Regions from separate parts of the Homo sapiens genome. Here region 2 is linked to region 1. A link is an interaction called in ENCODE POLR2A ChIA-PET data of the cell type or tissue named here. Cell type or tissue: Caco-2. All regions are shown on one strand. Links, peaks and the distances in the headings refer to the core of each region. The heading gives the core; the rest is flanking DNA.

What was found. Peaks named below come from ENCODE experiments on the same cell type or tissue, not always from the same donor. Only the 100,000 strongest peaks of a DNase experiment are listed, where the experiment ranks them.
Region 2: POLR2A ChIA-PET joins it to region 1 with 16 read pairs; 15 of 35 experiments call an interaction of 5 or more read pairs at or near these places.

Annotation. Positions count from the first base shown.
Region 1 is chr5:160,152,559-160,168,117 of GRCh38, forward strand. No RefSeq gene overlaps it. Among named protein-coding and RNA genes, the nearest start is that of PWWP2A, 41 kb to the left of the region's middle. RefSeq lists enhancers at 7,392-7,461, 8,683-9,338, 9,996-10,650, 12,332-12,931, 13,184-13,478 and 1 more and a silencer at 13,184-13,478. In Caco-2, for the core only: no CTCF peak of the experiment used is centred there; DNase peaks (open chromatin) are centred at 2,913, 3,218, 7,663 and 7,963.
Region 2 is chr5:160,098,829-160,114,387 of GRCh38, forward strand. All of the region lies in intron 1 of PWWP2A (PWWP domain containing 2A), which reads right to left. Among named protein-coding and RNA genes, the nearest start is that of PWWP2A, 13 kb to the right of the region's middle. RefSeq lists a silencer at 6,991-7,191. In Caco-2, for the core only: no CTCF peak of the experiment used is centred there; no DNase peak of the experiment used is centred there.

The sequences.
Region 1 (15,559 bases), core at 2,727-10,726:
ACACATTTCTTTTTTTTCTTTTTTTTTGAGACAGAGTCTCATTCTGTTGCCTGGCTGGAGTGCAGTGGCATGATCTCGGCTCACTGAAACCTCCACCTCCTGGGTTCAAGTGATTCTCCTGCCTCAGCCTTCTGAGCAGCTGGGACTACAGGCGCGCACCACCACCCCCAGCTAATTCTGTATTTTTAGTAGAGACGGGATTTCACAATGTTGGCCAGGACGGTCTCGATCTCTTGACCTCGTGATCTACCTGCCTCAGCCTCCCAAAGTACTGTGATTACAGGCATGAGCCACCGCGCCTGGCTGCTATATGCACTTCTATACAGGCTTTGTGTAACTGTAAGTTTTATTTTCTTGGGATAAATGCCTACGAGCGCAATTGCAGCATTGTATGGTAGTTGCATGTTTAGTTTTTTAAGAATCTGCCCAATTGTTCTTCACAGTGTCTGTACCATTTATATTTCCATCAGCAATGTATGAGTGATCCAGTTTCTCTGCATCCTCACCAGCATTTGTTGTTGTCACTATTTTTTATTTTAGTCATTCGGATACTTATGTAAGTGATAACCCATTGTGGTTTTTAATTTGCATTGCCCTAACGGTGAATAATACTGAATGTGAAAATATACTTATTTCTCATTTATATATTCGCTTTGATGAACTTTTGCTTCATGTTCCAACCAGATTGTTTGTTTTTTTTTTTTTTTAACTATTGAGTTTGAGGCGTTTTTTGTTTTTCTGTTTTTGTTCTTTGTTTGTTGGAGTTGAGTTGAGTGGGGTCTCACTCTATCATCCAGGCTGAAGTACAGTGGCACAGTTATGGCTTGCTGCAGCCTCCAACTCCTGGGCTCAGGCAATCCTCCCACCTCAGCCTCCGGAGTAGCTGGAACTACAGATGTGCACCACCATGCCCAGCTGTATTTTAAATATTTTGTAGAAATGGGTTGTCACTGTGTTGTCCAGGCTGGTCTTGAACTCCTGGGTTCAAGCAGTCCTCCTACCTTGGCCTCCTACAGTGCTGGGATTACAGCACACCACAACCGGTCAAGTTTGAGAGTTTTTGCTATATTCTAGATATTAATCCTCTGTCAGATATATGGCTTGCAAATATTTTCTCCAACATGTACTTTGTCTTGTCATTGTCTTCACAGGGGCTTTCACAGAACAAAAGTTTGAAGTTTCAATAAAGTTCAGTTGATGAAGTTTTTATTATATAAATCATGCTTTTTATTTGTATTTATTTATTGATTGATTTTTTGAGATGGAGTCTTGCTCTTGTCACCCAGGCTGGAGTGCAGTGGCAACAACTCGGCTCACTGCAACCTCCACCTCCTGGGTTCAAGTGATTCTTCTGCCTCAGCCTCTCAAGTAGCTGGGATTATAGGCATGCACCACCATGCCCAGCTAATTTTTGTATTTTTAATAGAGACAGGGTATCACCATGTTGGCCAGGCTGGTCTGACCTCAGGTGATCTGCCCACCTCGGCCTCCCAAAGCGCTGGGATTACAGGCATGAGCCACTGAGCCCGGCGAAATCATGCTTTTTAGTGTCAAGTGTAAGAACTCCTTGCCTAGCCCTAGATACTGAATTTTCACCTATTTTTTTAAAGTTCTATAGTTTTACATTTTACATGTAAGTCTATGATCCATTTCAATTTAACTTGTGTATAAGGTATAAGGTTTAGGTTGAGGTTCATTTTTTGCTTGTGGATGTCTGATTTTTTTTTTTTTTTTTTTTTTTTTATTGAGACGGAGTCTTGCTCTGTCTCCCAGGCTAGAGTGCAGTGGTGCGATCTTGGCTCACTGCAACCTCTGCCTCCTGAGTAGTTGGGATTACAGGTGCTCACCACCGTGCCTGGCTAATTTTTGTATTTTTAGTAGAGACAGGGTTTCACCATCTTGGCCAGGCTGGTCTCAAACTCCTGACCTCTTGATCCATCTACCTCGGCCTCCCAAAGTGCTGGGATTACAGGCATGAGCCACCGTGCATTTTTTTTTTTTTTTTTTTTTGAGATGGAGTTTTGCTCTTGTTGCCCAGGCTGGAGTGCAATGAATGGCATGATTTTGGCTCACTGCAACCTCTGCCTCCCAGGTTCAAGAGATTCTCCTGCCTCAGCCTTTAGAGTAGCTGGGATTACAGGTGCCCACCACCATTCCCGGCTATTTTTTTTTTTTTTAGACAGAGTCTTGCTCTGTTACCCAGGCAGAAGTGCAGTGGTGCGTTCTCAGCTCAATGCAACCTCTGCCTCCTGGGTTCAAGCGATTCTATTGCCTCAGCCTCCTGAGTAGTTGGATTACAGGTGTGTGTGCCACCACACCTGGCTAATTTTATATTTTTATTAGAGACGGGGTTTCACTGTGTTGGTCAGGCTGGTCTCGAACTCCTGATCTCAAACAATCCACCTGCCTCGGCCTCCCAAAGTGCTGGGATTACAGATGTGAGCCACTGCGCCCAGCCAATTTTTGTATTTTCAGTAGAGATGGGGTTTCACCATGTTGGCCAGGCTGGTCTCAAACTCCTAACCTCAAGTGATCTGCCCGCCTCGGCCTCCCAAAGTGCTGGAATTACAGGCATGAGCCACTGCGCCCGCTGGATGTCTGATTTGATTTGCTTGATTTTTAACCATTGTCCCCCTCTTCATTACTCATTCCTATCACACAGAAGTATCTTGCGCAACCAACTGTTTTATGACATGCAGCATTAGGTTTTGTTTTGATCCTAAAATAAATTGCTATTAACTCTGAGATTTTTACAGAATCCTCTAAGGTGGCTAGAGACCCTCTTAGATATTCCCAAAACAAGTTTGGGAATTATTGCACCAGAAGGCTTTGGGAGTTTGATGCATTGTTGCTTTTCTGACTTACTCATTGTTCCATGTTATACTTACCCATGCTGGTTGTCACCTGTATGGCATCTAGCCATACCACTTTGTTTGCACTGTTTATCTGTTTTTATCTTCACAGCATGCCTGTAACATAGGTATTTTTATGCCTGTTTTCCAGATAAGGAATTGAAGGTGAGAGAAGTTAAATAACTTGCCTAAGGTCACAGAGAAGTAGAAGAACTGGAATTTGAACCCAATCCTGGTTTTAAAGCCTGTGTTGAAAGTGAAGACAACGCACAGAATGGGGAAAAACTTTTGCAAATTATACATCTGATAAGGGAGTTGTATCTAGAATGTATAAAAACACTTACAGATAGGCACGATGGCTCATGCCTATAATCCCAGCACTTTGGGAGGCAGAGATGGGCGGATCACCTGAGGTCGGGAGTTCGAGACCAGCCTGACCAACATGGAGAAACCCTGTCTCTACTAAAAATACAAAATTAGCCTGATGTGGTGGCGCATGCCTGTAATCCCAGCTACTCAGGAGGCTGAGGCAGGAGAATTTCTTGAACCTGGGAGGCAGAGGTTGCAGAGAGCTGAGATCATGCCATTGCACTCCAGCCTGGGCAACAAGACCGAAACTCAGTCTCAAAAAAAAAAAAAAAAACACACACACCTGCAACTCAATAATAATGAAACAACCCAGCAGGGCACAATGGCTCACATCTATAATCTCAGTATTTTGGGAGGCCAAGGCAGGTGGATCATTTGAGCTCAGGAGTTCAAGACCATCCTGGGCAACATGGCGAAACCCAATCTCTACAAAACTACCAAGAATTAGCCGGGTGTGGTGGCACACACCTGTAGTCCCAGCAACTCGGGAGGCTGAGGTGCGAGGATCACTTGAGCCTGGGAGGCGGAGGTTGCAGAGAGCCAAGATCATGCCGTTGCACTCCAGCATGGATGACAGAGTGAGACCCTGTCTCAAAAAATAATAATAATAATAAGACAACCCAATTTAAAAATGGACAAAGAAGGCCAAGTGCAGTGGCCACATGCCTGTAATCCCAGCACTTTGGGAGGCCAAGGCAGGTATCACTTGGGCCCAGGAGTTTGAGACCAGCCTGGGCAACATAGTGAGACCCCATCTGAAAAAAATTTTTTTTAAAAAAAGGACAAAGACATTGAGTAGGCATTTGTCCAAAGAAGATAGACAAATCGCCAAGAAGCTTACAAAAAGATGCTGAATATCACTAGCAATCAGGTAAACGCAAATCAAAACTACAATGAGATAACACTTCACAGTCACTAGATGGCTATAATATTTAAAAAGACAGATAGTAGCCGGGCACGGTGGCTCACGCCTGTAATCCCAGCACTTTGGGAGGCTGAGGTGGGCAGATCACGAGGTCAGGAGTTCGAGACCACACTGGCCAACATAGTGAAACCCCATCTCTACTAAAAATACAAAAAATTAGCCAGGTGTGGTGATGGGCACCTGTAGTCCCAGCTACTCGGGAGGCTGAGGCAGGAGAATCACGTGAACCTGGGAGGCAGAGGTTGCAGTGAGCCAAGATCATGCTACTGCACTCCAGCCTGGGCAACAGTGTGACACTCTGTCTCAAAAAAAGAAAAAAAAAAAAGACAGTAACAGGTTTTGGTCATCAGCTTTCTGGGCCTTGGTTTCTCCACTTATGAAGTAAGGGGTTTGGACCAGTTCTGGGATGGCTGACAGCCTACATTCCGCCACACACACCCCTGCCATGGCAGGGTTTGCCAATTGATGATGGTACATGTGTTAATCAGCCTCAGAATTATTGTCAACACAGTGTTCTCATCAGCTACCACCAATGGATTGGAGTTAGCACAGAGGTTAGGACCTACCAGCATGTGCCTGAAATGGTGCAATTCTAAAGGTCCACCTAACCCTGATATTCTGATGAATTTGAGCCTCTAGGTTTACAATCACAACAGGAGGAGAATATGAAACTGATAGGAACAGGGGCATTAGAACCAGAGAATCCCGGGTTTGAATACCAGCCATGCTACTTCCAGGTTATATGGAATCTTGGGTGAGTCATTTCTTTTCTTTTTTTTTTTTTTTTTTTTTTGAGATGGAGTCTCGCTCTGTCACCAGGCTGGAGTGTAGTGGCATGATCTCAGCTTACTGCAGCCTCTGCCTCCTGGGTTCAAGCAATTCTCGTGCCTCAGCCTCCCGAGTAGCTGGGGCTACAGGCGCACACCGCCATACACAGCTAATTTTTTTTTTTTTTTGTATTTTAATAGAGATGGGGTTTCACCATGTTGCCCATGCTGGTCTCGAACACCTGAGCTCAGACAATCTGCCCACCTTGGCCTCCCAAAGTGCTAGGATTACAGGTGTGAGCCCCTGTGCCTGGCCGAGTCATTTCTCTTTATGCCTTGGTTTCTTCTTCTCTGTAAAATGGGATCAGAATCCCTAACACATAAGGTTTCAAAAATTAAATTGAGATGCTACTTGTACCTTTTGCTTACATATAGCAGGAACTGCATAAATGGAATGTAAACAGACACAGCCGGCAAATGTGTACACCAAGAGACTTGTCTTCCACCTGTTCATACCACCCTCTCCTCCCACAAAGCAGAGAAACTCTGACAAGTGGCTTCTGACTCGTGCTGCTGAGGACACCGAGATGAATTAGACATGGTCCTTGTCCTCAGGATGTTCACAGTCTAGTGGGGAAAACACAGGTACAGCATGTTGGGGCCATTTAGGAGAGAAACCTGAAGACTGTGAGATTTTGCCAGGTAAGTAAATGCTCCTGTAGCCACCAAGGACAGAGAGCGGGTGTAGGCTGATTTTGTACCCCAGGCGACACTTGGTAGTGGCTGGAAACTTTTGGTTATCATGACTGGAGGTGAGGTTGGGGAGAGGTGATACTGGCATCTAGTGGGTAGAAGCCAAAGAACATCCTGAGATGCACAGGACAGCACCAACAACAAAGAATGATTTTGGCCTGGCGCGGTGGCTCACACCTGTAATCCCAACAATCCGGCTGAGGCGGGCGGATCACCTGAAGTCAGGAGTTCGAGACCAACCTGGCCAACATGGCGAAACCCCATCTCTACTAAAAATACAAAAATTAGCCAGGCGTCGTGGCACACGCCTGTAATCCCAGCTATTCAGGAGGCTGAGGCAGGAGAATCGCTTCAACCTGGGAGGCGGCGGTTGCAGTGAGCTGAGATTGCGCCACTGCACTGCAGCCTGGGAGACAGAGCAAGACTCCAGCTCAAGAAAAAAAAAAAAGAATGATTTCTCCCAAAATGTCAATAGTGTCAAAGTGGAGAAACCCTGGATGAAGGCTGCATTGGGAGTCTTCTGTCTGACTGTCATGAAGAGGGAGACATGAGCAGGAACACATAGGAATTTATAAGCCAGCCTAGACTTTTTCTTGAGGCTCTCAGGAAGACACTGAAGAGTTTTTATCAGTCCAGCGGCAGGACTGAATTTGTACTTTATTTTTCATTTATTTATTTATTTTTCGAGATGGAGTCTCACTCACTCTGCTGCCTAGACTGGAATGCAGTGGCATGATCTCTGCTCACTGCAACTTCCGCCACCCGGGTTCAAGCCATTCTCCTGCCTCTGCCTCTTGTGTAGCTGGGATTACAGGCGCCTGCCACCACGCCCAGTTAATTTTTGTATTTTTAGTAGAGACGGGGTTTCGCCATGTTGCTCAGGCTGGTCTCAAACTCCTGGCTTCATGTGATCCACCCACCTTGGCCTCCCAAAGTGCTGAGATTACAGGCGTGAGCCGCCACTCCCAGCCTCTGGATTTGCACTTTAAAAAGACCCCTCTGAGGCCAGGCGCAGTGGCTCACGCCTGTAATCCCAGCACTTTGGGAGGCCGAGACGGGCGGATCACAAGGTCAAGAGATCGAGACCATCCTGGCTAACATGGTGAAACCCCGTCTCTACTAAAAATACAAAAAGTTAGCTGGGTGTGGTGGTGGGTGCCTGTAGTCCCAGGTACTCGGTAGGCTGAGGCAGGAGAATGGCGTGAACCTGGGAGGCAGAGCTTGCGGTGAGCCGAGATTGTGCCACTGCACTCCAGCCTGGGCGACAGAGCAAGACTCTGTCTCAAAAAACAAACAAACAAAAAAGGCCGGGCACGGTGGCTCACACCTGTAATCCCAGCAATTTGGGAGACTGAGGTGGGCGGATCACGAGGCCAGGAGATAGAGACCATCCTGGCCAACATAGTGAAACCCCGTCTCTACTAAAAATACAAAAATCAGCTGGGCATGGCGGCATGTGCCTGTGATCCCAGGTACTTGGGAGACTGAGGCAGGAGAATTGCTTGAACTCAAGAGATGGAGGTTGCATTGAAGCTGAGATCGCGCCACTGTACTCCAGTGTGGTGACAGAGCTAGGCTCTGTCTCAAAAAAAAAAAAAAGTAAATTTTATGTTACATATATTTTACCACAGTTAAAAAAAATTAAATGGCGTCATCTTATAAGGTCAGTTAGCAAATGGCATCATCTTATAAGGTCAGTTAGGAGCCAAATATTTATTATGACCACTTTTTCTTAGATGTAGTTCAAAAAAGTGAGAATCCAAGAGCTCGGAGGCCAGAACAAGCAAGTTGGCAAACGCGGTCTGTGGTCTCAGTCGGGGGTGCAGCTTCACAGCCAAGGCCACGTGGGACTCAGATTTGGCTGCAGAGTCAGAGGAGGATGCTCCTGTGAGTGAGTGTGAACCCACTGACCATAAACATCTAGAAGCAGGCTCCCACACACACTAAGCTCCTGGCTGGGACGGTCCACCTGCGGGAGCCCTGCGAGCAAACCGCCTGAGATCCTGTCCTTTGTTTCAACAGGGCAGGAATTTCCGAGCCTGAGGTATTTGCATTTGGTATCTTAACTACCGACCTGTTTCTGCAGCTGCTAAACCACTGATACGCTTTCTCTGAATCCCCTGATGAGCAGTAGAAAATCAGTAAGCCTGGCCCTCTCAGTTTTCATGTCATAATTAGTATTTTATTCCTTGTGGGGAGAGAAAATAGCCCGAACACCTGCTCTCCGAGGTGTCAGTTGCCGACAGATCTCCTTTGTATACTCTCTATACATATGATTTTAGAGGAAGGACCCTTTAGGAGTCTTAGGCCAACCCACTCATTTCACAATGGAGCCAACACAATGTCAGAGAAGTAAACAGACTGCAGTGCAAGGGGTGTGGTGGTTCGAATCCCTGCAGGCCACTTCCAAGCTCTGCGCCTGGGTAAGTTATTTAACCTCCGGAAGCCTCATTCCCTCACAGTAAAACAAGGATGAAACAGCTTCCTCTTGGGGATCTTCTGAGGAATGAAGGCCATGGTGGGGTTTTAAGTTCGCTGGCAGCTGGCAGGAGGGAAACTCAGCCAGCACCCCCTCAGAGAATCCTGCCCATGACAGCCCCATCTCTTCACTCTCTCTCGTTCGACCTGGTGTTATTGTATTCTTGACATTTGTCTTTAACTGAAGTTGGTTATGTGTGTACTTTTTGGTTTTGTTACCAGAAAGGGGTCCTCCTGATCCAGACCACCAGAGAAGTTTCTTGAACCTCATGCAAGAAAGAATTTGGGGAGAGTCTATAGAGTAAAGTGAAAGCAAGTTTTTTTTGGTTGTTTTTTGGTTTTTTTTGAGACAGAGTCTGGCTCTTGTCACTCAGGCTGGAGTGCAGTGGCACGCTTGGCTCACTGCAGCCTCTGCCTCCTAGGTTCGAGCTATTCTCCTGCCTCACCCTCCCGAGTAGCTGGGATTACAGGCACCTGCCACCAGGCCTGGCTAATTTTTTTTTTTTTTTTTTTTTTTTGTAGTTTTAGTAGAAACAGGGTTTCACTATGTTGGCCAGGCTGGTCTCAAAATCCTGACCTCAGGTGATCTGCCCGCCTTAGCCTTCCAAAGTGCTGGGATTACAGGCGTGAGCCATTGTGCCCGGTCTGAAAGCAAGTTTATTAAGAAAGTAAAGGAGTAAAGAATGGCAACTCCTGCCTGTCGCTGTGGCTCACGCCTGTAATCCCAGCACTTTGGGAGGCCGAGGCAGGTGGATCACCAGAGGTCAGGAGTTCAAGACTAGCCTGGTCAACATGGTGAAACCCTGTCTCTACTAAAAATACAAAAATAAGCCAGGCGTGGTGGTGGGCGCCTGTAGTCCCAGCTACTCGGGAGGCTGAGACAGGAGAATTGCTTGAACCCAGGAGGTGGAGGTTGCAGTGAGCTGAATGCGCCATTGTACTCCAGCCTGGGAGACAGAGTGAGACTCCGTCTCAAAAACAAACAAACAAAAAAAAATTAGGTCTCGTAAGACTTATTCACTACCAGGAGAACAGTATGGGTGAAACCGCCCCATGATTCAATTATCTGGCCCTCCCCTTGACACGTGAGGATTGTTACAATTCAAGGTGAGATTCACGTGGGACACAGCCAAACCATATCAGACACTGAGGTTGATTACATATCTTGGCTATTGTGTAGTGCTGTGATAAACACAAGGGTACAGATAGCTCTGGACAAACTGATTTCCTTTCTTTTGAACACATACCTAGCAGTGGGGTTGCTGGATCATATGGTAGTTCTATGTTTTGTTTTTTGAGGATGATAACCTTTTTGTAGGCTCAGGTGTCCCTTTGAATCTGAAAAAAGTCATAAATGCTCTCCTAAGACATGTAACTTTTTGTAATTTTAGGGGGCTCCCAAAGCCTCTGATATTTATCAGAGATCCTCCAAAAAATAACGTCGGCTCAACCCAGACCCTCTATCTTAACTCTTCCTACAACTTCCCCAGTGGTCTTGTGTCTTTCCTGATGGTCTTCAAGAGCAGGAACTTCCTGTCTCTCCAGGCAGCCCATTCAAACAACAAGATTCAACAGAAACTTCTTCCCTCTGGTGAGAAGTCAGCTTCCCGGCATCGCTGCAGTGAGCCTGGAGCCCTGAGAACAGGTCAGCTCCCAGCTCCTAGACGGTTCCTCAGATGATGGCCTTTGGTCCTTCCCACCCTTCTTTCCTCAAAGGCTTTTTTTTTTTTTTTTTTTTGAGACAGGGTCTCGCTCTGTGGCCCAGGCTGGAGTGCAGTCGCACGATCTTGGCTCACTGCGACCTCCGTCTCCTGGGTTGAAGCGATTTTCCTGCCTCAGCCTCCCAAGTAGCTGGAATTACAGACACCCGCCATGACGCCCAGCTAATTTTCATATTTTTGTAGAGATGGGGTTTCACCATGTTGGCCAGGCTGCTGTTGAACTCCTGACCTCATGATCTGCCCGCCTCAGCCTCCCAAAGTGCTAGGATTACAGGCGTGAGTCACTGTGCCAGCCCTTTTTTTTTTTTTTTTTTTTTTTTTTTTTTTTTTTTGAGACAGAATCTTGCTCTGTTGCCCAGGCTGGAGTGCAGTGGCACCATCTCAGCTCACTGCAACCTCCGCCTCCTGCGTTCAAGCAGTTCTACTGTCTCACCCTCCCAAGTAGCTGAGACTACAGGTACACACCACTATGCCCAGCTAATTTTTGTATTTTTAGTAGAGACGGGGTTTCACCATATTGGTCAGGCTGGTCTTGAACTCCTGACCTCAGGTGGTTCACCCACCTCAGTCTCCCAACGTGCTGGGATTACAGGCGTGAGCTGCCATGCCCGGCTGGCTCCCTCTTTTTAAAATTTTTTTAGAGATGGGATCTCACTATGTTGCCCAGGCAGGACTCGAACTTCTGGGCTCCGGCAACCCTCTCATCTTAGCCTTCTGAGTAGCTGGGACTACAGGCATGTGCCACCAAGCCTGGCTAACTTCCCCCTTAAAGTGAGAGGCATGGAGATGACGGTGATGTTGCTTCTGAAAAGATGTCTTCATTTATGCTGAGAGCAGGTGTGGATGGAGGGAACCCCAAACCCCCTTTACATCCCCTTTTTTCTGACTCAGCCCAGCCTTGGCCAAGGGACTGGATATACCTTTCTGGGCCTAGATGAGTCCTACTGCAAACTAGCAGGCGGTTGATGAGATTGGGGTTACAAATGCAAATGCTTACACTGGGGTCATGCCAATAATAGAAACGTCTAGGAATATTCATTTCCTCTATAAACACGTAGGTTCTCTTCTGATTTCCTTGAAACATGCCACACTCTCAGTCTCGTTTCCTATTTCTGATGAATCCGTAGAGGCAGACTATCTAAAGTAATTAAAAAAAAAATGCAAGAGTGAAGGAAAATGATGGCGGGGCGTGGTGGCTCACACCTGTAATCCCAGCACTTTGGGAGGCCAAGGCAGGTGGATCACTTAAGGTCAGGAGTTTGAGACCAGCCTGGCCAACATGGTGAAACCCCATCTCTATTAAAAATACAAAAATTAGCCAGGCATGATGGCATGTACCTGTAATCCCAGATACTCAGGAGGCTGAGGCAAGAGAATCACTTGAACCTGGGAAGCCGAGGTTGCAGCAGGCTGAGATTGCCCCACTGTACTCCAGCCTGGGTGACAGAGCAAGACTGAGTCTCAAAAAAAAAAAAAAAAAAGGAGTGAAGGAAAATGACAACTGGCACTTGGTCTCAGTGGAGGGGAATAAGAGGGGCCTGCTGACTGTCTATGGGGAACATGTAGGATGCCCACTCTGTCTTTAGGGCAACTGGCACTCAGCATATGCTGATTGGTGCCATGTGGACATGGATGCCCAATGTTAGCAGATCTCACACACTTTCTAGAGAAATTGAACACATCAATTTTTATTTGAAATTTCCCGATTATTAAAACTTTGGCTCAAATTTTTCTTAAAAAGTAGGAGGGCCAAGTACAACGTATTCTGGACTGTGAGCTGCCAGCCTGCCATCTCCAGATTAGGTGGGTTTTTTGTTTGTTTGTGTTGTTTTGTTTTGTTTTTGAGACAGAGTCTCCATCTGTAGCCCAGGCTGGAGTGCAGTGGCGAGATCTAGGCTCACTGCAACCTCTGCCTCCCGGGTTCAAGCAATTCTCTGCCTCAGTCTCCCGAGTACCTGGTATTACAGGCACCTACCACCATGCCTGGCTAATTTTTTGCATTTTTAGTAGAGATGGGGTTTCACCATCTTGGCCAGGCTGGTCTTAATCTCCTGACGTCGTGGTCTACCCACCTCAGCCTCCCAAAGCGCTGGGATTACAGGTGTAAGCCACCGTGTCCGGGCTTTTTTTTTTTTCTTTTCTTTTGAGACAGGGTCTCCTCTGTCACTCAGGCTGGAGTGCACTAGTGCGATAATGACTTACTGTAGCCTCAACCTCCCAGGCTCAGGTGATCCTCCTGCCTCAGCTTCTTGAGTAGCTGGGACCACAAGTCTGTGCCACCTGGCCTGGCTAATTTTTTAAAAAATTATCTGTAGAGGCAGGGTCTCCCTATGTTGCCCAGGCATACCTTGAGCTTGTGGGCTCAAGCGATCCGCCCACCTCAGCCTCCCAAAAGGCTGGCATTACAGACGTGAGCCACTGAGCTATCCCAGATTAGGTGTTTTTAAAGCTGTCTTTCTGCTGGAATGTTCTATGGAGAGAGCAGTGAACAGGGAAGGAGGAAAAGAAGAAGGGATAGCAGGAGTCACTGGGGAATCTCTTTGAGACCCAGTTGCGGGGAGAGGAAGAAGGTCTGGCCTTTCTACTCAGTAAGGCTCTGTTTAGGTTAACCCTTCTTTTCCTCTTGCTGCTGGCTCTCACTTGGGAGAAACGTAATGGCCCAAGCCTTAAGAGTGTCTGAGCAGATCTGAACTGCATGCTCCAGTGTGTTGCTGGAGAGGCGTGGCTGTGGCTCTGGTGGAAGGTGAGAGGGGAGACCACTATCCTAGTCTAGAAGAGGCCTGAGGCCTCGGCCTCCAAGAGGACCGCTCTCTGTGCCCTGGCCTGCTGCTATCCCTGGAGGAGCCCCGGATGTCCTTCCGACTGGGCCTGTGTGTCAGGGAGAGAGAATGTAGTCTGTGGTCAGTGTGGCTGGCAGCCAGCCTGGCAGATGGCCAGAACCCAGAGCTCGCTGGGAAGGAGCATAAACAAGGCGCCTGGTGGGCAGCTGTGACCCAGAATCTTCCAGCAGAAGAGCAGTGAGGAAGGAGGGGGGAATGCCAGGGGGACCCTCGCCCCGATTCCCCAGGCTGCCCAGCACTCAGGCATCAGTCAGGGACAGCATGGGGCTCCCTGAGGCACCGGGCAAGCAGCTGCCACAGAAAGAACTGGAGGAGCCCACTTTGAAGGGGTCTCCTGAGACTCTGTGATCCCATGACTCTGTGATTCAGCTTTTCTTACACTGTAGAGTCACTCTGTACAGAGGACATCTGTGGTTTTCCCTTGCCGAGCATCCACTCTGCTCCTTCTGTTAGCAGCACCCTAGTTATCCTCCGGGAAACCACCCCGCCTCCACTCAGTCCATGCGGTTTGGGTGAGGCTGACTTTGCTTTTCCACCCTCCCAGCTTGAGGGTGGGCATGTGTGCCCGGCCTGGCCAATCAGCAGACTTCTTCTTCTGCTGGATCCAGTGAAACCCAATCCAAGGGATTTTGCTGGAACTCTTGGGAAAAGTAAAATTGACAGCAATTGGCTTGATGCATATCTGGAGGTGCTGGGGGCCATCTGGTCCTGACATGGGAGGAGCTTGCCAGAGAATGAAGCCATCACAGAGAAAGACAGCATAGAGAGGGAGGGAGAGGACAACAGATTGATTAATTGACATGTGTAAGAGACAGAAAAATAACTGAGACTTGATGAAATGGTTTGAGCTCCTAGATCCAGCTTTAAATGATGTAGTTGGTATCTAATCCCTGGACTTTTCAGTGAAGGGGTCTAGAATATGCTGCCATGGCATAAAAATTATTATGAGCAGAAGGGATTTGAGTTCCTGAAATCTTTGATCTGCCTAAAAGTAGAGCCTCCCAAAAGAACTCAATTATAAATCCCCTCCCAGAGCAATCAGGGAAGATTGACTGTTATCTCTGAAGGCTAGAAGTCACCACACCTAAACAGACTGTCACAAAATTATCATATCTCCCATCTATTCTCCTAAGGGCCCATCTCTCTTTCCTAAAAGTCACGTGTTCCTGTAAGTGCCCTTCTCCCTTTTCCTTCCTCTATTAAGATGGTATATAAACTCCCAATTCTAATGCCTTCCTGAGTCACATTTTTGTGTGAATTCCTTTAAGGATAAGATTAAATGATTAAATCCGTCTCTTCTCATGCTAATCTGTCTTTTGTCAGTTTAATTTGCAGGCCCCCAGTCATTATCCTAACAAGGTAGAGGAAAACTTTTCCCTGCCCCGTCTCCACCTGCTCATCTAAGCTTCCATGACTCCAACATTCTACACAAGTCTATGATTTACCTAAGAACTAAATTCTACTTCATTTTCTTCAAGGCAGAAAGAAGCCAGCAAAGAACCTGGGGCCCTTTAAAACCCACCCTGATTGCTTGGAATTGGAGGGATTTGCCAATGAAATCTCAAGGATCCTGGCTGCATTTCTGCCCTGTCAGCACCCCCGGTGTTATCGGAAAAGGGGGTCCTGATACAGAACTCAAGAGAGGGTTCTTGGACCTCACACAACAAAGAGTTTGGGGAGAGTCCATAAAGTGAAAGCAAGTTTATTAAGGAAATAAAGGAATAAAAGAACGGCTACTCCATAGGCAGAGCAGCAGCTTGGGCTGCTGGACTAAGGATACTTATTGCTTGATTATATGCTAAACAGGGGGTGAATTATTCATGATTTTTCAGGAAAGGGGTGGGCAATTTCCGGAGCTGAGGGTTCCCCCTCTTTTAGACCATATAGGGTAACTTCCTGATGTTGCCGTGGCATTTGTAAACTGTCGTGGCACTGGTGGGAGTGTCTTTTAGCATGCTACTGCATTGTAATTAGTGTATAATGAGTGGTGAGGATGACCAGAGGTCACTTTCATGACCATCTTGGTTTTGTTGAGTTTTGGCCGGTGTCTTTACTGCAACCTGTTTTATCAGCAAGGTCTTTTATGACCTGTATCTTGTGCCGACCTCCTATCTCATCAACGCGTGACTAAGGATGCCTTAACTTTTTGGGAATGCAGCCCAGTAGGTCTCAGCATTATTTTACTCAGCTCCTGTTCAAGATGGAGTCGCTCTGGTTTGAATGCCTCTGACAACAGCATATACCCTAGGGAAACTTGATTTCTAGAGCACAAACCCGCAAAGAGAATGCCATGGGTCCTAGTAGTGTCCTTCATTCATCTGTCAATTCAATGCAAATGTATGGAACACCAACTGTTTTCAAAGATGAAGTTCTTATCCTCAGAGATCTTAGATTTTGGTGAGGAAAACAGACCAGTAAAAAAAATTTCATCAGAAAGTGATTAGTGCTATATTAGAGGTAAGTACCGAGAAGCAGCCTGTAGACCAGGGGGAGGCAGTAGGCATGACATAGGTGCTTCATGAAAGAAGTGACCTTTGAGCTGAATTCCACAGGATGAGGAGTCAGGCAGGAGAGAGGGTAGAAGAAGAGCTTTCCGGGCAAGCAAAGGAGCAATATGAGGTGCCAAATCCAAGGGATGGGAGAGGCTGTGGCTTGTAAGAGGAATTAGCTGGGGTAGAGTTGGTGTGGGTAGAGATTCCCTATTAGGGAACAGGGTGGCTGGCATGCTGTTTGACAAGCTGGTTTTGATGAGGGCTGCTTCCTACATGTAAGAACATACAGACAGCAAGCAACACAGCTCAGTCCCAAACCTGAGCCCCGGGCAAAGCCTGACTCATGTCCAAAGAGTAGAAAA
Region 2 (15,559 bases), core at 3,909-11,908, 53 kb before region 1:
GTGGTGGTGCACGCCTGTAATCCCAGTTACTCAGGAGGCCGAGGTTGCAGTGAGCTGAGATCACGCCACTGCACTCCAGCACTCCAGCCTGGGTGACAGGGCGAGACTCCACCTCAAAAAGAAAAACAAAACAAAACAAAACCCTAATTCTTCAAGTACAGTCTGTGAAAAAACACATCACAACTCCTCGGAGTGTTTGCAGTGGAAATTCCTAAGTCCTGCCCAAAACATAAATCATAAAACTTTCCTATAGTGGAACTGGAATCTGATATTTTAGCAAGCACCTTTGCTTTAGCTTTTTCTAAGGGAAGACATTTACGTCTCATGTGAATGCTCACCAAGATTTTATTGAACAAGTGTTTAGGTGAAAGGCTGAAAAGGCTGACTGGTATCCCTTGCTTTAAGTTTTCCAAAATAACTTTCTACAAATACTCCCAAGAGTTGAGTAATAAGATACCCTACCCAATTTGTGCAGCATAAAGGCATGTGTTAACGTATTAGTGACTCCTAACCCTTATCCACTTTCAGTCTTTAACCACTACCCAAAGATTCTAAACTAAAACGATTCAGGTATTACGGCTTAATTAAAAATACTGCAACTGTCTGCAAATCTGCAATTCCTTGAAAATAAAACTTTCTGTGAATCTGTAATACTATTCAAAAAGAAAATTTCTTTTTAATAGAGACGTGGTCTCCCTATGTCGCCCAGAGTAGTCTTGAACTCCTGGGCTCAAGCAATCGGCCTGCCTTCCATAGTGCTGGGATTAGAGGTGTGAGCCACCACAGTCGGCCCCAAAATTCTTTTAAAATAAATATCTTAATAATTTAGGAGTAAGTGCCAAAAAAAAAATTTTTTTTTTTTTTTTGGAAACAGAGTCTCACTCTGCTGCCCAGGCTAGAGCGCAGTGGCCTGATTTCAGCTCACTGCAACCTCCACCTCCCAGGTTCAAGCAATTCTCATGCCTTGGCCTCCCAAGTGGGTGTGTGCCACCACGCCCCGCTAATTTTTGTATTTTTAGTAGAGATGGAGTTTCGCCATGTTGGCCAGGCTGGTCTCAAACTCTTGGCCTCAACTGATCTGCCCTCCTTGGCCTCCCAAAGTATTAGGATTACAGGCGTGAGCCACTGCACCTGGCCAGTGCCAAAATTTTAAGGGGGAAGAACACTAGGGTTTAACAGTTACTTTGTGTTGCTGGGCACAGTGGCTCACGCCTGTAATCGCAGCACTTTGGGAGGCCAAGGCAGGCGGATCACCTGAGGTCAGGAGTTCGAGACCAGCCTGGCTAACATGGTGAAACCCCATCTCTACTAAAAATACAAAAATGAGCAAGGCATGGTGGCGCACACCTATAGTCCCAGCTACTGGGGAGGCTCAGGCAGGAGAACGGTTTAAGCCTGGGAGACGGTGGCTGCAGTGAGTCAAAATATCGCACCACTGCACGCACTCCAGCCTGGGAGACAGAGTGAGACTTCATTCTCAAAAAATAATAATAAAAATAAATAAATAAAAATTAGCTAGGCGTGGTGGCACATGCCTGTAGTCACAGCTACTTAGGAGGCTTGAGGTGGGAGGATTGCTTGAGCCATGATTGGACCAATGCACTCCAGCCTGGGTGACAGAGACCCTGTCTCAAAAACAAAACAAAAAAAGGCCAGGAGCAGGAATGGTGGCTCATGCCTATAATCCCTGCACTTTGGGAGGCCAAGACAGGAGGATAGCTTCAGGCCAGGAGTTCACGACCAGCCTGGTCAACATAGCCAGATGGTGTCTCTACAGAAAAAGGAAAAAGAAAAAAACAATAATATCCAGATTCATTTTATTTTGAGCCAATGATTTTAGAAACTACCTTGCCTTACAAACAGCAGCAAACTAAATCACGGAAGAGGTAAAACTGAAGCAAGCTTATTGTGGTTCATATTTCATCTCTTTGTGAGACTGGTTACGATGTCAAAGTTTAACCTGAGAAAAAATGAAATAGCTAAATGCAAAAGAAAATTTTACAAAAAGTTAAAAATGGAATTACGATACAATCCAGCAATCCCACTTCTGGGTACATATCCAAAAGAATTGAAAGCAGGATCTCAAAGAGATATTAGCCAAAAAGGTGGAAGGTGGAAGCAACCCAAGTGTCTACTGACATATGAAAGGACAAAGTATGAGCTAGACAGATAGAGATATATAGATATACAAATATATTATACAAAATAATAGTTTCAGTCTTAAAAAGGATGAAATCATAGGCTGGGTGTGGTGGCTCACACCTGTAATCCCAGCACTCTGGGAGCCTGAAGCAGGCAGACTGCTTGAGGCCAGGAGTTCAAGACCAGCCTGGCCAACATGGTGAAACCCTGTCTCTACTAAAAATACAAAAATTAGTGGGCATGGTGGTGCATGCCTGTAATCCCAGCTACTGGGGAAGCTGAGGCACAAAAATTGTGTGAACCCAGGAGGCAGAGGTTGCAGTGAGAAGAGATCACGCCACTGCACTCCAGCCAGGGTGATAGAGTGAGACTCTGTCTCAAAAAAAAAGGAAATCATGGCACATGCTACAACATGAATGAGTCTTGAAGACATTAAGTAAGCCAATCATAAAAAGATATTGTATGAATCCACTTACATGAAAAGTATCTAAAGTAGTCAAATTCACAGAAGCAGAAAGTAGAATGGTTGACAGCAGGTGGAGAAGCAGAAATGGGAAGCTGTTGTTTAAAAACTATTGAATTTTAGTTTTGCAAGATGAAAAACTTCCGGAGATCTGTTTCACAACAATGTGAATGTACTTAACACTATTGAACTGTATCCTTAATGGTTAAAATACATTTTGTTATTTTTTTTTTTACAATTTCAAAAAACTTTTAAAAATGTGCATCTAAGACAGGCATGCCCATAGTCCAAAGTATTTAGGAGGCTAAAACAGAAGCATCACTTGAGCCCGAGTTCGAGGCCATCCTGGGCAACATAGAAAGAACCAACTATTAAAAAAAAAAAAAAAAATGCGTGGCCGGCCACTGGGGCTCATGCCTGTAATCCCAGCACTTTGGGAGGCCAAGGCAGGTGATCACCTGAAGTCAGGAGTTCGAGACCAGCCTGGCCAACATGGCAAAATCCAGTCTCTACTAAACATACAAAAAGTAGCCGGGCGTGGTGGCATGCGCCTGTAATCCCAGCTACTTGGGAGACTGAGGCAGGAGAATCACTTGAATCCAGGAGGCAGAGGTTGCAGTGGGCCAAGATCACACCATTGCCCTCCAGCCTGGGCAATAAGAGTGAAACTTGGTGTCAAAAAAAAAAAAAAAAAATGCAGCCAGGTGTAATGGCTCACGCTTGTAACACTTTGGGAGGCCAGGCAGGTGGATCACCTGAGGTCAGGAGTTCAAGACCAGCCTGGCCAACATGCTGAAATCCCATCTCTACTAAAAATACAAAAAATTACCCAGGGGTGGTGACAGACACCTGTAATCCCAGCTACTTGGGAGGCTGAGGCAGGAGAATCACTTGAACCAAGGAGGCGAGTTTACAGATCATGCCACTGCACTCCAGCCTGGGCAACCAGGCGAGACTCCATCTCAAAAAAAAAAAAAAAAAAAAAAAATGCAGCCAGGCATGGTGGCTCAAGCCTATAATACTAGCTAATCAAGAGGCTGATCACTTGAGGCCAGGAGTTTAATTAAGTCCAGCCTGGGCAACACAGTGAGACCTGATCTCATAATTAAGTAAAAAATTAAAATATGAAACAATGAAAAAAATAAATGTATATCTAGCTAAATATAGAGGGGAAAGTTTTATGAGAAGCAGTACATTGGTAAAGAATTATTAGTGCAAGGGAAACAGTAATTACATAGCGGAGAAACAGGACAACACCCTAACTTGAGGGAGAATCAAAGTACACATTGCCAATGAGGGCACATGGCTATCATGGGCCTGCAGATGTGGTGTTCCGAGAACACAACATTGCCTGCATAACCTAAATCTCTCAGGAGTAAATATCAGGCAAATCCAAATTGAGGAACAGTCCTTATTACATAATTGCTACATAATTATATTGCAAGTAAATGTAATACATAATCATTTACTAGAGAATAAAAAACACATTGAAGGAAATTTTTATCGGAAAAATTGAAGAAATAATGAAACATGAGATACAAAGTAAAGTACTCTATCAATGTTTCTTTAATTTGAAAACTATACTGTGGCTATAGTTTTCCTTTGATCTTAGAAAAGAAATGCTCCAGCATAAGTAAAGGAGAATGATGTCTTCAACTCAGTCTCAAACAGTTCAGGAAACAAATTTATTTACATAGAGAATGACAAATTAAATGTGGCAAAATGTTACAAATGAGTGACTCTAGAAAGAGTTTCCAAGAATTCTCTGCTATGTTTCAAACTATCTAAAAATAAGAAGCTAAAAAAGTGTTTTTTAAAAGCATGAATTCAGTTTACTTAGTTCCACCAATACTTCTATGCAAAGAAAGCACACAAAAAAGAAAATCTATCCAACTTAAGTGGTAAATGCCAGCAAATTCACCTCAATTATCACTAAGCATAAGTCTATATGAAACACAGTGAGACCCCCATCTCTTAAAAATAAATAAAATGTTTAAAAAACAAGTATGCTAACTGGTCTGATAGTATAAAACAGTCTCAGCCCTAGGACACAGCTTCAGTAGGTGAGACCAGAATGTACCAGTCAATGCCAAATGAGGTTACAGTCTTCGGAAGGAAATAAATCACCGTGGATTAGTGATCAGGAAATGGGCTTTGCAGGGAATGGGACCTAGAAAGGCTCAAGCAGATTAAGTGAAGAGCAAAACAGGGAGTGGTAAATGGTGAAGACTAGTTATCCATTCTGAATATTATTAAGGATTCAGAGGCTTACATAAGCAATAAAATAAAGGTGATCCATCTGGCAGAAAAAGAGGAGGGCATGTTGGTGAGTGTGCCTGAGTGGAGAGGGCTGCCAGTTTAAGAGTATGATAGACGGAGAATAACCAGTCTCTTAATAAGAAGGCTGGCTGGGAGCAGTAGCTCATGCCTGTAATCTCAACACTCTGGGAGGCCGAGGTGGGTGGATCACTTGAGACCAGGAGTTCAAGACCAGCCTGGCCAACGTGGTGAAACCCCACCTCTACTACAAATACAAAAAAATTAGAAGGGCCTGGCGGTGTGCATCCATAATCCCATCTACTCAGGAGGCTGAGCCAGGGTAATGGCGTGAACCTGGGAGGCGGAGGTTGCAGTGACCCGGGATGCACCACTGCACTCCAGCCTGGGCAACAGAGTGAGACTCTGTCTCAAAAAAAAAAAAAAAAAAGAAATGAAAAAAGAAAAAGAGGAGACTGGCTGAGAGTGATAGCAATGGCTCATGCCTGTAATCCTAGCACTTTAGGAGGTTGAGGCCAGGAATTTTGAGATCAGCCTGGGCCACACAGGGAGACCCTGCCTCTACAAAAAATTAGCTGAGTGTAGTGACACACGCCTGTGGTCCCAGCTACTTGGGAGGCTGAGGTGAAAGGATCGCTTGAGCCCAGAAGGTTAAGCCTGAAGTGAGCCATGATGGCACCACTGCACTCCAGGCGGGATGACAGAGCAAGACCTTGCCTCTAAAAAAAAAAAAGGACAGAGAGAGAGGCTAGTGAAGTCTTCTGTCTAGTGATGTAATTAAATGTATCTAAATTACTTTGTTAAAAACGTGGCCAGGCACAGTGGCTCACACCTGTAATCCTAGCACTTTGGGAGGCTCAGGCGGGTGGATCACCTGAGGTCAGGAGTTCTAGACCAGCCTGGCCAACATGGCAAAACCCCATTTCTACTAAAAATACAAAAAAATTAGCCAGGCGTGATGGTGGATGCCTGTAATCCCAGCTACTCATGAGGCTGGCGCAGGAGAATTGCCTGAACCCAGGAGGCAGAGTTTGCAGTGAGCCAAGATCGTGCCACTGCATTCCAGCCTGGGCGACAGAGTGAGACTCCCTCTCAAAAAAAACAAAAACAAACAAACAAACTTAAAGCACAGCTATTCTAGTCTGATCCCATCATTTTAAAATTACAAAGAAGAACACAAAAATAATTCCCTTTCCCTTACATTCTCAAATATGAGCCCTTTTCAATAATGTTTAGAAAGCATACTGGTGGCCAGGCCTTGTGGCTCACGCCTGTAATCCAAGCATTTCTGGAGGCCAAAGCAGGAGTATCGTTTGAGCCTAGGTGTTCAAGACATTGTTGTTACTAAAAATAAAACAATTTACTAAAAATAAAACAATTAGCCAGGTGTGGAGGCACAGGCCTGTAGTCCCTGCTATTCAGAAGGCTGAGGCAGGAGGATCACTTGAGACCAGGAGTTCAAGGCTGCAGTAAGCTATGATCATGCCATTACACTCCAGCCTGAGCAACAGAGACTCTGTCTCTAAGGCAAAAAAAAAAAAAAAAAAAAAAAAACAGGCTGGGCGCGGTGGCTCACAGCTGTAATCCCAGCATTTTGGGAGGCTGAGGAGAGTGGATCACAAGGTCAGGAGATGGAGACCATCCTGTGAAACCCTGTCTCTAATAAAAATATAAAAAATTAGCCGGGCACGGAGGCACACGCCTGTAGTCCCAGCTACTCGGGAGGCTGAGGCAGGAGAATCGCCTGAACCTGGGAGGCAGAGGTTGCAGGGAGGCAGAGGTTGCAGCGAGCCGAGATCGCGCCACTGCACTCCAGCCTGGTGACAGAGCGAGACTCCATCTCAAAAAAAAAAAAAAGAACAAAAATGGAAAAAAGAAAGCAAGCATGCCAGAAGGGGACTATAGGGACAAAACTTACCTACTAAAAGACTATAACAATTTCCTCATAAGCCATCAGCCCCAGGTGCTAATGAGAGAAAGAGAAAAAGATTAAGAAAGAGGTTACAGTGAGCCAAGATCGCACCACTGCACTCCAGACTGGGTGACAGAATGAGACGCCATCTCAAAAAAAAAAAAAAAAAAAAATTCCTCAAAGAAAGGTTACCTAACAACTTATTTTAGTCTGAAATCCTTTTCAAATTCAGTCATCCAGCACTTACTAAACACTGACCTGTGCTTAACAGGCTTCAAAGCTGACAATTTGTACTTCCTCTTATGAACAAGTAGGTTTCACTACTGCCAAATCCAAGCCAATCAAGGCAAAACAGCATGCTATCTAATTTAAGACCCAGGACCATGTAGAAGAAATATGATTTCCAAAAATGTCCAAAGTTCACTATATTGAACTGAAGAGCAATTTATGTTTACAGCAAATAGCTGTTGCCTGGTTGAGTGAGGAACAGAGAACTCTTATTTCTAACTGCCAGGTTAACTCCCCAGCAAAACTATAAACTAAGTGGTATGGCGAAATATAGTTAAGTACATTTTAATTAGAACAAGGTTTTCAAACCCCGGAAAATTTTGTATCATTCAAAAAGGCATCTTGAATATATCTACTATTATCTACCATTTACAATTTTAGGCAATTTTGCTTAAGTAACCTCTGAGCCTTGGTGTCTATCTATGAAATGGGGATTAATAGAATTTACTTCAGCAGATTTGCCAGAGTTAAATGAAACAATGTAAACAAAGTATTTGGCACAGGACTTAGCACAGAAATTGAAAATACATAGTAGCTACTATAAAACACAGAAAGTAAAACTTGGCAACCTTCTTAGATTAAATATGCAGGAAAAAATAAACAAAAATTTAAAACCTCACACATTAAAAAAACAAGAAATATGCAAAAAAGTGAAATTAAGTATTATAGGGATTATGAGTTTTAAAAGGCTAAAATCCACTATTCTATAGTAAGTCAACTACATAAAATTGGTTCAAGGGTAAAGAAATGAAAATTATGGACTGCTTAAACTTATAGATTCAGGAAATCATTTGCAAGACTAATCACCAGCTCTACAATAAGGATTTAGATCAGCCACCCGAGTTGCCCATCCCCACATGATACATTGCTTAGTTTGTAATTATGTCTCATTGTTAACTAACCATTAACCTTTTTTTTTTTTTTTTTTTTTTGAGACAGAGTCTCACTCTTTCACCCAGGCTGGAGTGCAGTGGGGAGATCTCAGCTCACGCAACCTTCACCTCCCAGGCTCAAGTGATTCTCATGTCTCAGCCTCCCAAGTAGCTGGGATTACAGGCACACACCACCACGCTCAACTAATTTTTTTGTATTTTTAGTAGATACAGGGCTTCACCATGTTGGCCAGGCTGGTCTCAAACTCCTGGCCTCAAATGAGCCACCCACCTTGGCCTCCCAAAGTGCTGGGATTTATAGGCATGAGCCACCGTGACCGGCCTTAACCGGGAACCTTTAAAACAGGCTTAACAAATTGATTGTTCTATTAAATACTTTGGCAAACTACCCCCTAAAAATCAGTTATCTCCAAATATGGTCCAAGAATCTTCTGTATCAGAATCACTTTGTTTAAAATGCAAAATGATGGAATGAAGCTCAGAAATCTATGCACATTTCTTTTGACAACCACTGCCCAAAAGTGTTTAGTAAAGGCATTCTATATTAAATCTACCTAGAATATAACTTAATCTCCAATTACTTTCTTGCAATACCTGCCACTACAACAAGCTTCTGTTCTGGTACTGTGTGTCTGAATTTACTCAAGAATTTAGGGAAAACAGGGTAAATAAATACCAGGAAATAATGATGCACTTTATAGACAAAAATAACTACTAACACATCTTTCATTTTTTATCAATATGAAATTAACTCAGCCATTACAGTGAAGATAAGCACATAATATATAAACTCTTTAGTAGTCCCACAGAAAACCTGATCTTAGGAAGATTAGACCTTGTTTCAACAAGAGCTTTACTTTAAAATAGTACACAGTAAAGTACAGTCTTATTTACAGTAAGAGGTTGAAAACCTCATCAGAAACCCCAAGTCCAGGCCAGGCGCGGTGGCTCATGCCTGTAATCCCAGCATTTTGGGAGGCCGAGGCCAGGAGTCCAAGAGCAGCGTGGCCAATATGGTGAAACTCTGTCTCTACTAAAAATACAAAAATTAGCCGGATATGGTGGCAGGCACCTGAAATCCCAGCTACTAGGAAGGCTGAGGCACAAGAATTGTTTGAACCCGAAAGGCGGAGGTTCCAGTGAGCCAAGATTGCACCATTGCACTCTGGCCTGGGCGACAAAAGCGAGACCCATCTCAAAAATAAAAAAAAAGGAAACCCCAAGTCCAATAAAACATGCCTAGCATAGTTTGTGTATAACACATCTAGTGTATAAAATATATTTTTAAGTTTTATTTTTAATTCCATAATTTGTTACAGGATTATTTTTTTTTTCTTTTTTTTCTAGAGTAGCTTCTCCATAGACAGAGCAGGGCTACCCCATAGGCAGAGTGGCCCGGAGGATTCTTTAGACTCAGAATGAAACCAGGTTTAATGCCCAACTAATAATCACTTCTGAAAAAGATCATATTAATGCAACATGCAATGGAAGAGCTCACTCTCAACACATACTGCACAGTAGTGGGCGTCCTAAAGCTGTGTGGGTCAGGGAGTGACTGGCACTTGCCTCTTCTCTGTTTCACTGTGTAAAGCCTTTATTGACATCTTGGCATATAAGCAGAATAATCACCAAAAAAATATTACTTATAATGTACCACAACACAATCATTCAAGCATACTACTTGAGGGCCTAAGTTCTCAACCTGGACACTGTAGTATAAGCTACTGATACCACTACTCACTGCTTCACCAGAATGGCTGTATATTTTTCCCACCAAAAGTAGGGCTATTGCACCATACGTTTCATGGTCTCTGTAAAGAAAAGAAATCATTGTCTTGGTTTATATTTCCTCAAAAAACACGTAAATTTTCTACAAATTGCTTTCAAGAACTTAGTGAAAACTGAAGTTTCCTAAGGAAATCATCAATTATTTTTAATCCAACAGTACCCCCATGTACACACACACAGTATTTGTAAAAACATCAATTCTGAAATACAGCTAGCTACCCCCTTTAATATGCACATACCACAAAATTAAAATGCCCAAGCATTTTTTTAAGAGATGGGGTCTCAGTATGTTGCCAAGGCTGGTTCAAACCTCAGGGTTCATGTGATCTTCCTGCCTCAGTCTCCCAAAGTGCTGGGATTACAGGCAAGAGACACCATGCCCAGCCACACAAGTTTTTATTTTTTGTCTTCAGATAGAGTCTCACTCTGTCACCCAGGCTGGAGTGCAGTGGCACAATCTCAGCTCACTGCGACCTCTGCCTCCCAGGTTCAAGCAATTCTCGTGCCTCAGCCTCCTGAACAGTTGGGATTACAGGTGCACACCACCACACCCAGCTAATTTTTGTATTTTTAGTAGAGATGGGGTTTCGCCATGTTGGCCAGGCTGGTCCCAAACTCCTGGCCTCAAGTGATCCACCCACCTCAGCCTCCCAAAATGCTAGGATTACAGTCATGATCCACTGCACCCAGCTACACAAGCATTTTCGAGCATAAACCCTTACTTCATGATTCCTTATTTCCTGTCACATCCCCTGCTCCAAAAAAAAAAAAAATGATTCAGAAAGACCTTTCAGGATTTTTCACTTTTTTCCCCCCATTTAAAAGCTTCTGCAAGAAGATTTTTAAGGATTTCCAGGTGGCTTTATAACTATGAGGAGTGAAGAACTACCTCTTCAGAAGCCTGGGCTGAAGGCTTTTGCTCTTTGCAAATAGTCTTGAGTGGTTCAATTTTCTTATGTCTGCAATACTAAACTTAGGACTGTGTTTAAGGGATAGACCTAAAAGTTTGCCAGCAGGTAAGACATCCATAATCATTTCTACTGACCCAAAACAAGGAGAGGCTTTGAAGAGAGGCCTTGATAAGGCTGTGGTTCTTGCCCTTTCAGTTTGTTCCTGAGGGACAATAACTATTTTAAAACAAGGAAATGCAAGAGGATGCAACTGGGAAAAAAAAAAAAAAAAAATATATATATATATATATATATATATATATATATAAAATAATATAATAATATATATATATATATATATCCAGAATGTAAAAAATTCTACAAAGTCCATGGATTAACAGTAAATTGCAAGTGAATAAAAGTAACAGCAGAACTACAGATGAAAAGGACAAGAAAATTAACCAATTGCAATGTATGAGCTTTATTTGGATCCTAATTTGAAAACTGAACAGTCTTGAGCTATTAATTTTGACAGTCCTTTTTTTTTTTCTTTTTTTGAGATAGAGTCTTGCTCTGTCACCCAGGTTGGAGTGCAATGGCACAATCTCAGCTCACTGCAGCCTCCGCCTCCCGGATTCCAGTGATTTTCTTGCCTCAGCCTCCCGAGTAGCTGGGATTACAGGCACACACCACCACAGCCGGCTAATTTTTTTAATTTTTATAGCAGAGATAGGGTATCACCATGTTGGCCAGGCTGGTCTCAAACTCCTGCCTTCAAGGGATCCACCTGCCTCAGCCTCCTAAGGTGCCCGGCCAACAGTCTGACATTTTAACAGTGACTGAATATTTGATGATATAAAAGGATTACTGCTATTATTTCAGGTGTAATAATGGTAGTAAGATTGTTGTTTTTAAAGTCCTTATCTTTTTAGATATCTGCACTGGCCGGACGTGGTGGCTCAAGCCTGTAATCCCAGCACTTTGGGAGGCCGCGGCAGATGGATCACCTAAGGTCGGGAGTTCAAGACCAGCCTGACCTACATGGAGAAACCCCGTCTCTTCTAAAAATACAAAATTAGCCAGGTGTGGTGGTGCATGCCTGTAATCACAGCTACTCGGGAGGCTGAGGCAGGAGAATTACTTGAACCCAGGAGGCAGAGGTTGCGGTGAGCCGACATCATGCCATTGCACTCCAGCCTGGGCAACAAGAGCGAAACTCCACCTCAAAATGAAATAAAATAAAATAAAAAAATAAAGTTCAACAAAAAGGCTGGGTGCAGTGGCTCACGCCTGTAATCCCATCATTTTGGGAGGTCAAGGCAAGCAGATCACCTGAGGTCGGGAGTTTGAAACCAGCCTGGCCAACATGATGAAATCCGTCTCTACTAAAAATACAAAAATTACCCGGGCTTGGTGGTACAAGCCTGTACTCCCAGCTACTCAGGAGGCTGAGACAAGAAAATCACTTGAACCTGAGCAAGACTCTGTCTCAAAAAAAAAAAAAAAAAAAAAATGACACACCAATGACTTATTATTTTGCCTATAATAATCACTTAGGCTGGGTGCAGTGGCTCATGCCTGTAATCCTACCACTGTGGGAGGGCAAGGAGGGAGGATTACTAGTCACTTGAGGCCAGGAGGTTGCAACCAGCCTGGGCAACATAGCGAGACCCAGTTTCTACAAAAAATATATATATTTTTTTGAGACAGAGTTTTGTTCTTGTTGCCCAGGATGGAGTGCAATAGCATGATCTCAGCTCACTGCAACCTCTAACTCCCGGGTTCAAGCGATTCTCCTGTCTCAGCCTCCCAAGTAGCTGGGATTACAGGCACATGCCACTACGCCCGGCTAATTTTTGTATTTTTAGTAGTGACAGGGTTTCATCATATTGGTCAGGCTGGTCTTGAACTCCTGACGTCAGGTGATCTGCCCACCTCGGCCTCCCAAAGTGCTGGTATTACAGGCGTGAGCCACCGCGCCTGGCACTTTTTTTTTTTCTTAACTCGCCAGGCACAGCGGCATGAGATTCTAGTCCCAGGTACATGGGAGGCTGGGGTGGGAGGATCACTTGGACCCAGGAGTTCAAGGCTACAGTAAGCTATGATCACACGACTGCACTCCAGTCTCTGTGATAAAGTGAGACCCTATCTCTAAACAAATAAAATAATCATTAAGACAGTTTAGAATCCTGAAGGAATGCTTACTATATATCAAAATTTAAAAAGCTAAGATTAAGGACAAAATGAGAACAGGAAAACCCAAACTGAATTTGTAGGGTTAATTGATTATTCTCATCTGCTAGCATTTAGACTATTGTCATTAGACGTTGCTAATGAGCTCAGAAGCAGACAGGTAATTTAAACTAAGAGAGCTGGGTATAAAACAACAGTGGCCAGGTGCTGTGGCTTACACCTGTAATCCCAACACTTTGAGAGGCCCAGGCGGATGAGCCTGGGCAACAAAGCGAAACCCTGTCTCCACCAAAATGACGCAAATTAGCCAGGCATGGTGGCATGCACCTGTAGCTGCAGCTATTTGGGAGGCTGATGTGGGAGGATTGCTTGAGCCCAGGAGGTTGAGGCTGCAGTGAACTGTGAGTGTGCCACCGCATTCTGGCCTGGGTGACAGAGCAAGACCCTTTCTCAAAAAAAAAAAAAAAAAAAGGAAAAAAAGAAAAAAGAAAAAAAAAGAAAGAAAAAAAGAGCACAAAGTAAGCTAGAGAATGCATGCTTCACTTAAAGGCGTCCAGTTCTTTTTAGAAAGAGCCTCTCTCTGTCATCCGGGCTAGAGTGCAGTGGTGCGATCTCGGCTCACTGCAGCCTCCACCTCCCAGGTTCAAGCAATTCTCCTGCCTCAGCCTCCTGAGTAGCTGGGATTATAAGTGCATGCCACCACACCCAGATAATTTTTTGTATTTTTAGTAGAGACAGGGTTTTGACATGTTGGCCAGGATGGTCTTGAACTCCTGACCTTACGTGACCCACCCACCTCAGCCTCCCAACTTGCTGAGATTACAGGCATGAGCCACCACACCCGGCCAGGCATCCAGTGTTAAGTAAATACAATGCTCAACAAAATCTGATTTTAACCAGATACTAAAAATATCCTCAAAATTACTGTGTCATTTATGGGCCAAAGAAAGCTACCTAGAAGATAGAAAGGAGGACATAACAAACCAGGGTAGTACAGGGAAAACCAGGCCACCTGGTCATTCTGTTCATTTTACATATAAACTGAGGCGTAAAGTTTGTTTGCTTGTGTCTAAGTGAACTGCCCAAAGCTAAATCAATTAGCCTAAGAACTAGGAAATGGAGCTTAGTAAGGCACAATGATTTGCCCAAAGGCACAGTGCTAATAGGAGAGGCTAGTACCAATATTAGAAATTAAAGCCCAGGCCAGGAGTGGTGGCTCACACCTGTAATCCCAACACTTTGGGAGGCCGAGGAGGAGGATTACCTGAGGTCAGGAGTTCGAGACCAGTCTGGCCAACATGATGAAACACTGTCTCTACTAAAAATACAAAAAAATTAGCCAGGCTTGGTGGCGTGCGCCTGTAATCCCAGCTACTCAGGAGGCTGAGGCAGGGAACTGCTTGAACCACGGAGATGGAGGTTGCAGTGAGCCGAAGTCCCGCCACTGCACTCCAGCCTGGGTGACAGAAGCAAGACTCTGTGTCAAAAAAAAAAAAGAAAAAAAGCCCAAGCACCTAACACTCTGTCCAGTCAATAATTTACTATTTAGTACCACTTTCTTTTCTTTCTTGAGTTATGTATGTCCAGCTCCTTTTTTTTCACAGAATGATTCTCCTCAAAAATGTGTTCTCCAACCAAATAAATCTGAAAATAATGCAAAAAATAATAATACAACAGGGAGGGGAAGCATTTCAAATGATTACAAAAGCAGACTCTTAGTCATCCACACATATATTAAATCCTGTGTTCTAGACTCAAACACCTTTTCCACACAGTAGACAGCTCTTCCAATTTTACAAAGACATTTCTGTACCATGCATAACGTCAAGCATAAAATATGGAAGAAATTTATAAAAGCAATAACTAGTCCTTTTGAAGACTGAAGAAAAGCACAAATACATTACACATTTAGTCTCCCAAATGTTAATCTCATTGGAGGCAAGAACTAAAACTTCAGAGCTTACTATGTATTCCCCGGTATTCAGCTAAGGAACTAGTGGAGTCTCCGGAGCCAGGTTTCACAGCTTTTACCCAACTAAAGAATCTGCTTGGCTCCAACAACTATATCCTTTATATTATCTCCACAGAGGCAATGAAATCAAGAGAAGCACTAACTTTCAGAAATACGCAACTTTCAGAAACATGCCATTCTTTACTTTCTGCTTAAACTAAAACTTAGCCCAACTAGCTTTCTAATATGCAAGTAGAAAAAGCAAAGGTTTTAGAATGGGATCAACCTACATCTGAATCTTGCTTTGCCACTTACAAGTTAACTGGCCAAATTAAATGAGCCTCCATTTCCTCCTGTGTAAATTAAAAACATTACCAAGGTTATAAAAAAACTAAAGCATGAGGTACAATGTCTAGCATATAATGGACCCTCATAGAAAGCTCCTAATTTTTACCTAGAGGTTGAATTCAATGGCCAAATAAGATACAAATTACTTTAAAGCAACTGATGAATATGGCCTTAGTAGAGTCTAAAGTATCTTGGCTGAGTGCAGTGGCTCACACCTGTAATCCCAACACTTTGGGAGTGTAGAAATGGGAGGATGGCTTGAGGCCAAGAGTTCAGACCTGGCGCGGTGGCTCATGCCTGTAATCCCCAGCACTTTGGGAGGCCGAAGCAGGAGGATCACTTGAGGTCAGGAGTTCAAGATGCGCCTGGCCAACATGGCGAAACTCCGTCTCTACTATAATCCCTTGAACCCTG